Linked DNA regions of Homo sapiens: region 1 is linked to region 2. Evidence: read pairs that join two places in POLR2A ChIA-PET (ENCODE). Cell type or tissue: PC-3. All regions are shown on one strand. Region 1 has its middle 82 kb from the start of COL5A2. Region 2 has its middle 31 kb from the start of COL5A2.

What was found. Peaks named below come from ENCODE experiments on the same cell type or tissue, not always from the same donor. Only the 100,000 strongest peaks of a DNase experiment are listed, where the experiment ranks them.
Region 1: POLR2A ChIA-PET joins it to region 2 with 5 read pairs; 4 of 35 experiments call an interaction of 5 or more read pairs at or near these places.

What each region holds. Positions count from the first base shown.
Region 1 is chr2:189,259,234-189,264,233 of GRCh38, reverse strand. It overlaps a transcript of COL5A2 not described here. Among named protein-coding and RNA genes, the nearest start is that of COL5A2, 82 kb to the right of the region's middle. In PC-3, no CTCF peak of the experiment used is centred here; a DNase peak (open chromatin) is centred at 2,673; H3K27ac peaks cover 1,355 bases.
Region 2 is chr2:189,208,136-189,213,135 of GRCh38, reverse strand. It overlaps a transcript of COL5A2 not described here. Among named protein-coding and RNA genes, the nearest start is that of COL5A2, 31 kb to the right of the region's middle. In PC-3, no CTCF peak of the experiment used is centred here; DNase peaks (open chromatin) are centred at 2,245 and 2,715; H3K4me3 peaks cover 1,626 bases; H3K27ac peaks cover 2,903 bases.

The DNA of each region.
Region 1 (5,000 bases), 51 kb before region 2:
TTTTATAATATTATCTCTTGGACTTATTTTACACATTTTGTTATATTTTCTTTCATTCTTTGTATTTTTGCTATTATAAATTGTATCTTACACACGTATTTTCTAGCTGTTTGTAGCTAGTATGTAAGAATGCAATTGATTTTTTACATACTTAATTTAAAACATATTTGTTATTGACTTTCAATTTATTTTCTTTATAGTCAGAGAACATACTTAATTTAAAACTTATCTTTGTTATTGACTTTTGATTTATTTTCTTTATAGTCAGAGAGCATAGTTTGCATATTCCAATTCTTTGAACTTGAAAGTATAGTTATGTGTCACTTAATGATGGAGATATATTTTGAGAAATGCTTCATTAGGTGATTTCTTCTGTGCAAATATCAAAGAGTGTACTTAGACAAACCTAGATTACTTACTACACACGTAGGATACAAACCTTACAGCATGTTACTGTACTGAATACTCTAGGCAACTGTAACACAATGGTATGTATTTGTGTATCTAAATCTATCTAAACATAGAAAAGGTATAGTAACAAATATGATATAAAAGATTTAAAAAGGTACACCTGTATTGGGCATGTACCATAAATGGAGGTTGCAGCACTAGAAATTGCTCTGAGTGAGTGAGTAGTGAGTGAATGTGAAGACCTAGGGCATTACTCTACACTTTTATGTGACTGGCAGCATAGTAGATTTATTTCACCAGAATCACCACAAACATGTGAGTAATGAGTTGTACCACAATGTTAGGAAAGCTACGTCACTAGGTAATAGGAAATTTTCAGCTCCATTATAAACGTATGGGACTACCATTGTATATATTGTCTACTGTCGACTAAAGTATTATGCAGTACATGACTGTATTTGTAATGGCACACATATATTCTGTTATAATCTCCCCAAAGGAAACACTTCATGTCCCACCTTACATCCAATATGGGTTTAAAGTTGCCCAGCTATCTCCTTCTAGACCTGTGGTTCTCAAGGTTGGTGGTGGAGGATGGGATACTTCTCTCTAGGGGAATTTTGGATGTTTTTGAGAGCATTTTATTTGTTATAACAATTGAAACGACATCAAGTGGCTGGAAATTGGAGATGCTTTATTTCCTGGAATGCAGGGAAGAATTCTCCTATGTCCTGCTTGACTGAAGGTCTTGCCAGTCATTCAATTACAAAATCCATTTGTAATTATTTGAGCATAGGAACAACTTCATTATATATGCAAACACCAATTATTTTCTGAATAGTTTTAATATGTAATAAATTTCTCTGGAATGCAACTGTGACATACATTTAATCTGACCATAATAATTTAGTTTTTATATCTAGATGTTGAATATCAGAATGCATCTGCAATAACCAGATGAATATTGTCCTACTTATTATAAATCCATATTGGTTGATAATGAGAATCTTATTAGTCCCCATCATCTAGTGTCATCATGGTTGAGGATCTGAATATTGAAATACTTATTTTATTTTAAATTCCTTTTAAATTTCTTATTAGAACAATATAGGGATTAATTAGATTATATTGTTCTTATGTAATTAGAACAATATAGGGATTTAAAATTAGGTATGTGTGTAAGTTATATGTTCTGAAAATTTCATGATAGTACAAGAATGTTAAAAAAATATTTTTTATAAAGAAGACTGAGCCAGACAGGGCTTAGATTCACTGTTTTAGAGAACTAGTCGGTGAACCATAAATGCTGTTTCTCTTCGTGATCAGTTTTAAAGTTTCAGCCAACCCCACAAATACAGCAGGCAATCATCTTATACTTTTGTACAAGTGACTAAAAAAACTTTGTCCTGATAAAAAGTTGGTAAACTAGTGTGTATGTGTGTGTGTGTGTGCATGTATGTGTGTGTATCTGTCTGTGTGTGTGTTTGTTTATAATGGAAGGACCAAGAAAACTAAAAGCTTTCAGAGAAAAAAACTGAAGGTAGGGTTTGGACAGGTGGTGTCCTTTCTTCCTTTGTTGCTTACATTTGGTGCTGCTAATATTTTTCTTTTCAACTGGAAGGCTAGATGGGAACAACTCTAAAGGAATGAAATCATTTCAAATTATTTGTATGTAATCTTATTTAAGGAGTCAGCATTTGGAAACTGGACAAGCGTTATTATTTTGAAATTTTCTTTTGAATTTGTAGCTCATTAGAAGCTGAGATTAAGTCATTTAACAAATTCTTAGAAAGTAATATTGATAAAACAATAATAGAAAATAATTATTTATATTTTCATCAAGATTGCCATAACTATGATGTGTATGCTCTTGGTTTTCATATTTTAGGATTTGAGAAATTTAAACTTTCCTACCTCTCTGTATTTGAAATAGCTTACCTCTTCTTCCAGCTACCTTTTAGATGGTCTGTTTAGTCTGTTGCCATAGCAGTCACTACTGTGCTTCCTAATATTTGGCTGGAAGACCAAATTTCTGCTGTAGGTGATAGACATGGCAATTTTGCCCCAGCAACTGGCCAAAATAAAAGATGGTGTGAATGGATGGGAGGATCATTACACTCTACCCCAAATTCTGTGTGAGTGTGAGCTACACGTATTACAAGTTGAAAGAACAGGAAATCTAATCTGGGTCATGAAGCCAAATAAATAAAGCAGTTGCTGACTTTAGGTTTGAGACCAAGAACGAGCTAACAGACATCTGATTCATATGCATTGTATAATGGAAGAGATAGACTTTTATGATTCACATTTTTCCTGACCAACTGCCAACTCTCCTCTGACTGACTGACCAAATGTCAAATATTCTTTGGAGGTTTTCCTGGTGTTTTAGTCAATCTGTAAATCTCATTACTTTTCTAACAGTCTTTCCAGAACATCTTTTGTATTTACTTTTCCATTATTTTCTGCATAGTTTTCCAGAATGTACTTACTTAGGATGTTATTTTCAACATATGTATGTAGATATCAGAATCATTTTGCTTAAAAATATAATTTCAATTAGGGATACATAACTTGATGGCAACAGCTTGATGGTTTCAGTATTAATTGTTCTTAATACAAGTTAGTTAGAATTAGTAAGAACACTAAAGATGCTGAATGGAATCCGCATGATTATATTGATTGTGAGTTACATCAAGCAATTCTTATTCTCGGTAATTTTTTATGGAAAAGTTTGGGTGAAGTGTCAGATTAGAGGAATTCAATGGATTTAAAAATAATTATAAACATTTTTATAATGAAATAAATATCAAATAGATGGATATGTCAGTCTTTCAAGGAATTTGAATATCTCCATGAATGCCCATCCTGAACTTTTGTTTCTGGAAACTTTATATTCAAATCTCTAAAAACACACAAATATCTGTTCTATTTTTGAACAATTCATGGAAGGAGAATAATAGTGTCTGTCCATCAGTAACTAGGTCTCATGCTTTACAAAGTTCACTGGATGGAAGATTTTCCTTTTATATAACTTGAATTCCAACTACTGTAATGTAATTTCCCTTTTACATATTCTGAATAGAGAACATCTGGTCACCACCTTTCTTTCCTTCTTTTACCTTTTGCCAAATGCCATTAGCAGAACCCTCTTCTCTGACCTTTACTATTCATGCTTGACCCTTAGAAAAACCCGACTTTATTTTTGTCTGTGGTGTAGGTCATGGTGCACAGGCAGTAGGTTTTTTGTTTACATCAACCTCATCACCTCATTGAACACATCATTTCTCAGCCTTTGCCGGATTGAGCTTTCAAGAGCCAGGCCTACTGATTTTCATACCGCAAATCTAAGCCCTACATCACTTTCTAGACCAAACAGAACAACTTCTGCTCCCCATGAGACTGACTTTACTAATTATCCTCCCAGTTCTAGAATGAGTCTCCTGCAGTCACTGGGCTACCCAAATACTCTTAGTTGCCAACTAGCCTTGGCATTTGCAGGCACTGTACTCCTAGGTTATCTTAAAAAGACATTATCTCTGTTTGCTAAAGGTTTTGAATTGAAGTCTGTGGATGACTTTCTGGGAAGCTGTGATTCCCCTGAAATGAACTGTACAATATTGTGTGTTTGCATTTTTTTTCTGAAAGACTTCATAGCTTATAGCAGTTTTTTTGAAAGAGGAATATAATACAACAAAGTTTAAAAACTACTTTTATTTTGATCATGTATACTAAAGGATTTAGGAACACAGTGTCATGATGCCTATAGTCAATATATAAAAAAGTAATAAACATTTTCCTTTCTTCCATATATCGTTGTATCCAGCATTGGGCATTTCTGATAACCTTCTTTGCCCTCTTCTTTCTCTTTTCTATGTGGACTCCTGTGTAGTACCTGGGACCTCAGTCTGGTTACCAAGGTCTTGTGGCCCTTGTATATTTTTCCCAGAAGACAACTATCAGCCTTTCTGGCTTCTTAAACTTAGTTGGCTTCTCTCCCCTGATAGGGACCCTAGTATCTTCACTTGAAAATGCCACTAAAAATAAAACAATCCTGACTTTTCTTTCCAGGCCTTCTGAACTCTGCGTGGTCCGTTAACGTAGCCAAATATCTCCTAGTATCTGTGTCTACTTAATGGGTAGATTTTCTGTGAGCCTCCAACTCTTCTGTCACCATGTCAGCTTGTGAGACCATTTGCCAAGTACAAAGATGTGAAATATTAAAATCTGGGTCTCTCCTTACTCTTTTATTTTCATGTCGAATTTGTTATTGTAATCAAGAAAGAGAGACACTGACAGGGGATAATTAAATACATGGGTAATCATATTCCCTAAACTTACAAAAGGGATAAGTCTAAAATTTGGTCTAAATTAGGGACAAGTCAATTAAAATTGAGGCTGTCTTGGAAAATTGATGTTATATGGTTACCATAGTGAAGTAGAACAATCATACTGTTACTGAGGTTAAAAATAACCTTGGAAAATTAGGACTTGAATGAATATTACTATAAGACTCTATAAATGGAAAATCTTACAATAGCATACAGTACTCAGTCACATTTTTGTTTTTCACATTTGGAGAAGGAAAGAAA
Region 2 (5,000 bases):
GATGGATCACCTGAGGTCAGGAGTTCTAGACCAGCCTGACCAACATGGTGAAACCCCGTCTCTACTAAAAATCTAAAAAATTAGCTAGTCATGGTGACATGCGCCTGTAGTCCCAGTTACTTGAGAGACTGAGGCAGGAGAATTGCTTGAGCCCAGGAGGCAGAGGTTACATTGAGCTCAGATCGCGCTGTCACACTCCAGCCTGAGCAACAGCAGCGAAACTCCATCTCCAAAAATATATATATGTGTGTATATATATATATATATATATTTAACACTATATTTATAGTGTTAAAAATTATAGCAGCTTACTTTTTGAGAGTTCCTGATTCTCTTGTTTCCCCCTCCTCTTGCCACCCCAATTTATCTTGGTCTTGCCTTTCCTTTGTCTCTATTGCCCATCTACCATTCAATTTTTCTTTCGCTCCTATCAGTGTCATCTCAGTGTAGGGGCCTGTGCTGGAGGAGAGCCCTGGCAGATACTTTTTTTTTTTTTTGAGACTGAGTCTTGCTCTATTGCCCAGGCTGGAGTGAAGTGGCACGATCTCGGCTCACTGCAACCTCTGCCTCCTGGGTTCAAGCAATTCTCCTGCCTCAGCCTCCTGAGTAGCTGGGATTACAGGCGCCCACCACCACGCCCAGCTAATTTTTTGTATTTTTAATAGAGACTGGGTTTCACCATGTTGATCAGGCTGGTCTTGAACTCCTGACCTCAGTTGATCAGCCCACCTCTGCCTCCCAAAGTGCTGTGATTACAGGCATGAGCCACCGCGCCCAGCAAGTTTTAAGAATTCACAGGAGACAGATTGCCCCAGCCCATTTGATGGGCCTTTTTCATTCATTTGCTATTGTATTTGACAAAATGCCTCCTAGTTCCAGTAAGCTCGGTAGCATCTCAAGGTATAGAGGTGGCAGTGGAAGCAATTTGCCTTAGGTACAGGCAGGAAGGAGGCCACGTTGTCTATGTAGAGGTAAAATACAGATGAACTACTGAAGGTTGATCTGCTTTGTATTATCAGCCTGCAATGGTTATTCTAAACAACGTAAGTGATAAAATAATCCCCTCACTGTGCCACCTCCTCCTCTAAGCCTTTGATCTCAAAGTGGGCTATGGGATTTTTAAGTGAATACTTGCTGGCAGCTATTTTGGGGTTGTCCTGTCATTTCTCAAGTCCATCAAATGCACTTTCCTTGCTTTCTTTTGCACAGCTTCTCAAATCACAGAGGCTCGAGGCTATTGGTGGTTTGTACCCACACATTTATATATTGCCATCAAGTTTTGTTAAAAATGTTGTCCATGAGTTTTTGGTTTTACTTTCTTGCTGCTCTTTTAATGTAGGGTTTCTGCTAGAGCCAAAAACTATGCAGTCACTGTATCTGTCATCTTCACAGGCTCCCTCCCCCCTGAGTATTTTCATTTTTAATCTTTGTTAATTTGAAATGTAAGAAATATTACTTCATTGTTTTTTAGTTTTTGTTACTTGATTTTTAGTAAGCTGGTAATTATTTTCTTATCTATTTATTTGTGGCCATTTATATTTTTTAAATATATGGACTGTCTGTAGTTTTGCCTATTTTTCTACTGGAGTCTCTGCCTTATTCTCATTGATATATAAGAACTATTCTTAATATATAAACTTTAACTCTTGGTCTACACTTTCTATAATAATGATAATGATTTTTAACAGTGCAGTACTTATCATCTAATTTTTTGGCACAATATAGTTTTAAACTTAAGGTGAGAAAAGTTTTTAAGTTTTTAAAATATGTGTTTTGATTATATTTGGAGAGACCCACCTACTGGTTGTTGGAGAGTTTGGTAAGTTTTACTGATGAACAATATTTAGTGAACGTCATTATAGGATAAAGAACAATGAAATTTTGGAAAGCATCAGGATTTCTTAATTTGAAATGATACCGAACAGTGTTACTCCCATTTTAGATGATCTCTATATGCTCTGGCCTGTTAAACAAATCATAACTGAAGTTTATATAGGGCTTCACAATTTACCCACGTCTTTCGCTTATATGATTTGAGCCTCACAATAATTCACATACTTAGAAAAATAACTGCCTGAAGTCTGCAGTAATAGATTTCTTTTCCAAGTGAAGTCTGCTTAGTTATAAATCTCTAATTGCTAATGGCGATAAAGGGCAGTATTAGCAGCTACAGTTAAAAAAAAATCCTGGGGAAATCAGTTAGCAGTCATTGGCCAGGAAGTGGATTGTTTGCAGATTACTTGGCATAGATCCCCATAAAGAAGCAAACCTTCGGTCCCACCCCTTCACTCTGCTTTTCCTGCCTCCTCTGTTCCAGAGAAGCAAATATTTAGACACATTTGAACCATCAAAACCAGCAGTTTATACTAATCTGGACAAAATGAGTTATAAAGACCAGATGATGCTTAAATATAGCTGACAAGATTTTAACTTCATACTTTGAAAAACGTTATAGATGACCTTCTTTTAGTGTTTTCTCCATTGGTATTAAGTTAAACATTAAAGAAAACCCTAAAGCACTTTGATGGAATTTGGAGAATTATTTATTGAATAAAAGTTTTTGGTTTTTGTTTTGTGAATGTCTCTTTAAATCAAAGTTATTAGTTCCTATGATGCTGCAATTCTGGTGAGTCAGAAATTCACCATATTTGGATTTTCAGTTTTCCACTTTCAATGGCTTCCTCTGTCCTTTTTTTTTTTTTTCAAGCTCAACAAATGTAAAATATTTTAATCAAGTGAAAACAGACGAAAATATGACTCATTCTCCTCGGCTAGGGTTGGTTTGCTGATGTCATTCCAGTCTCTGCGGCCAAAGCGTTCTAAGGAGCATAATCAATCTTGGGGATCCTGCATTTCAGTTAGGAACTAAAGCATTTCATTTTAAACTCTCTTTATTTCCTTTTTTCCTCTTCTTTTTGTTTCCTCCAAAAAAGAAGAAGAAAAAAGAAACAGTTGAATAGTTTCATACTTTTCTTGTGTGTCATGCCACATACATTTTGTTTCATCCCTCATGTCTTCATTTTGTTGCTTAATATATATTTCTTCTGAAGACTGTTTGCTATTCTTTATGTAGAAAAAAGGACCAGGAGGATTTATATTTAACGGCCTGAAAACTCAGCTCACTCTTTTTCCCTAGCTTCCCTTTCAGGGCGGCATTACCATCTGCCTTCATGGCTTCATGTAACCTCTTTATTCTCAGGGCTCTGAAATCTTTATCTCCAGTGTCAACTTTTTTAAAGCACCTGACTCAAATTTAACTTTCAGCTGACATCACTCTTATAAGCATCTTTAATTCAAAATATTCAAAACTGAATTAATTAGTTATTCCTATCAGGAACCCCAAACTGATCTTTCTGTTTTGTTTTCCATTGCAGTTAAAAGCTTCATCATCTACTCAGCCAAAATTAAGAGTCTGTAAGATTTTCTGACTTCTCCCTCTCCATGATCCTTTCTGTTGAATTAGCATCCAAATATTGTTGCTTCTTTCTCAGAAGTACCTCAAGAATTCAACCCTTTTTTGTTGTTAAAAGGAAGTTCTTTAGAACCAAAAGACTGAGGTTTAAATTCTGTCTCCAGCACTACTATCTGTGTGACCTGGGGCTCATTACTTGAAAACTTCCTGGGTCTCAGATTTCTGGTCTATAAAATGGAAATAAGTATAGTACCTCTGTCATGGGGATTATGGAACTTAGAACAGTACCTGTATATGTTAAGTGCTACAGAAATATTAGATATTATTATTTTTATCATTTAATCAATCTTCACTCGGATAGCCACTGACTTACTTTATCTCTTGGCTAGAATATTGAAACAGCTTTTTAACTGGTCTCCTAATTCTAGTTCTTCCCATTCCATTTTCTAATCCACAGTAAAGAGGTTATGTCAGTCAGGGGCCAGTCAGAGCAACAGAAGCCAAACTGAGTTTTTCAATATAAAGAATTGATACTGTATTGATTATCAGTTGTTAGAGGACTTAAAAAATAAAAGGAATCACTGTAGAAGCTTCTACCACCTATATAGTGCAGGGAACAGAGGCAGAAGGCTGAAGTTTTCAGAAAGTAGAAGATTAAAATAAAGACCCCCATGAAGCAGGGCTCAGACTTGGAAGAAGGGGCACTGCCTGCATGCTACTAGTACCTCCGAGGGGGCCAGATGAGGCCAGTTGTGGGAAAGCCAAAAAAAGTTCTGGTGCCATGGTAAGAGGATGTTGACAAAAATACAAAGCAAACAGGAGAAAGGGAGTCTTTTTTCCTTTCTTCCATTCTTCCAGTTTCCCTTTATAATCCAAAGAACCAGCTGATAAAAGAAGATTTGCAGCATCCCTGTGTCAGCATACCAGAACAGGGTACAGAAGTATGGATTCAAAATGAGAATCAATAGCTCAATAACCAATGTAGTATACTTTCTAAAACACAGATCATCTCTCTTCCTTAACTTTCACATCCAGTGGCTTCTCATTGCCTGTAGGATAAAGTTCAGATTCCTCAAATTCTGGTCAAAATAGAATTTTTCAGCTCTTTTCCCAATCCTTCGTTTCTATTCTTATCACTGCCCTTATCCTGCCTCCTAACTTCCAGTCCCTTCTGCACCATGACCTTTGCTCTGCAGTTCTTGTTTCATTCTCCTGAAGTATTTCATCCCTCCATTGTTTTGCATCTGTTGCCTCTTCTGCCATCCTTTTTATTGACAAAATCCTATTCATTCTTTAAGAGTCAGCTCCTTCATTAAACTGAGAGTTCTGGACAAAATTAATGACCTGTTCCTCTGTACTTCTATAGATTGTTTGTTCATTCATTCAAATCAAGTGTGTATGGACTCCTTATTATGTAATGGACATTGTGCAAAGCACTGTACAACAATGAACAAAACATCCTTGGTTCCTGCTATGTGGAGTACCCTGAGGAAGTGACTTTTGAACTGGAATTGGAGGTAACAAGGGGGTAACTAGGCAAAGGAGGGTGGGTTGGAGGGGAGCAGTAATGAATTTGGATTTAGTCAAG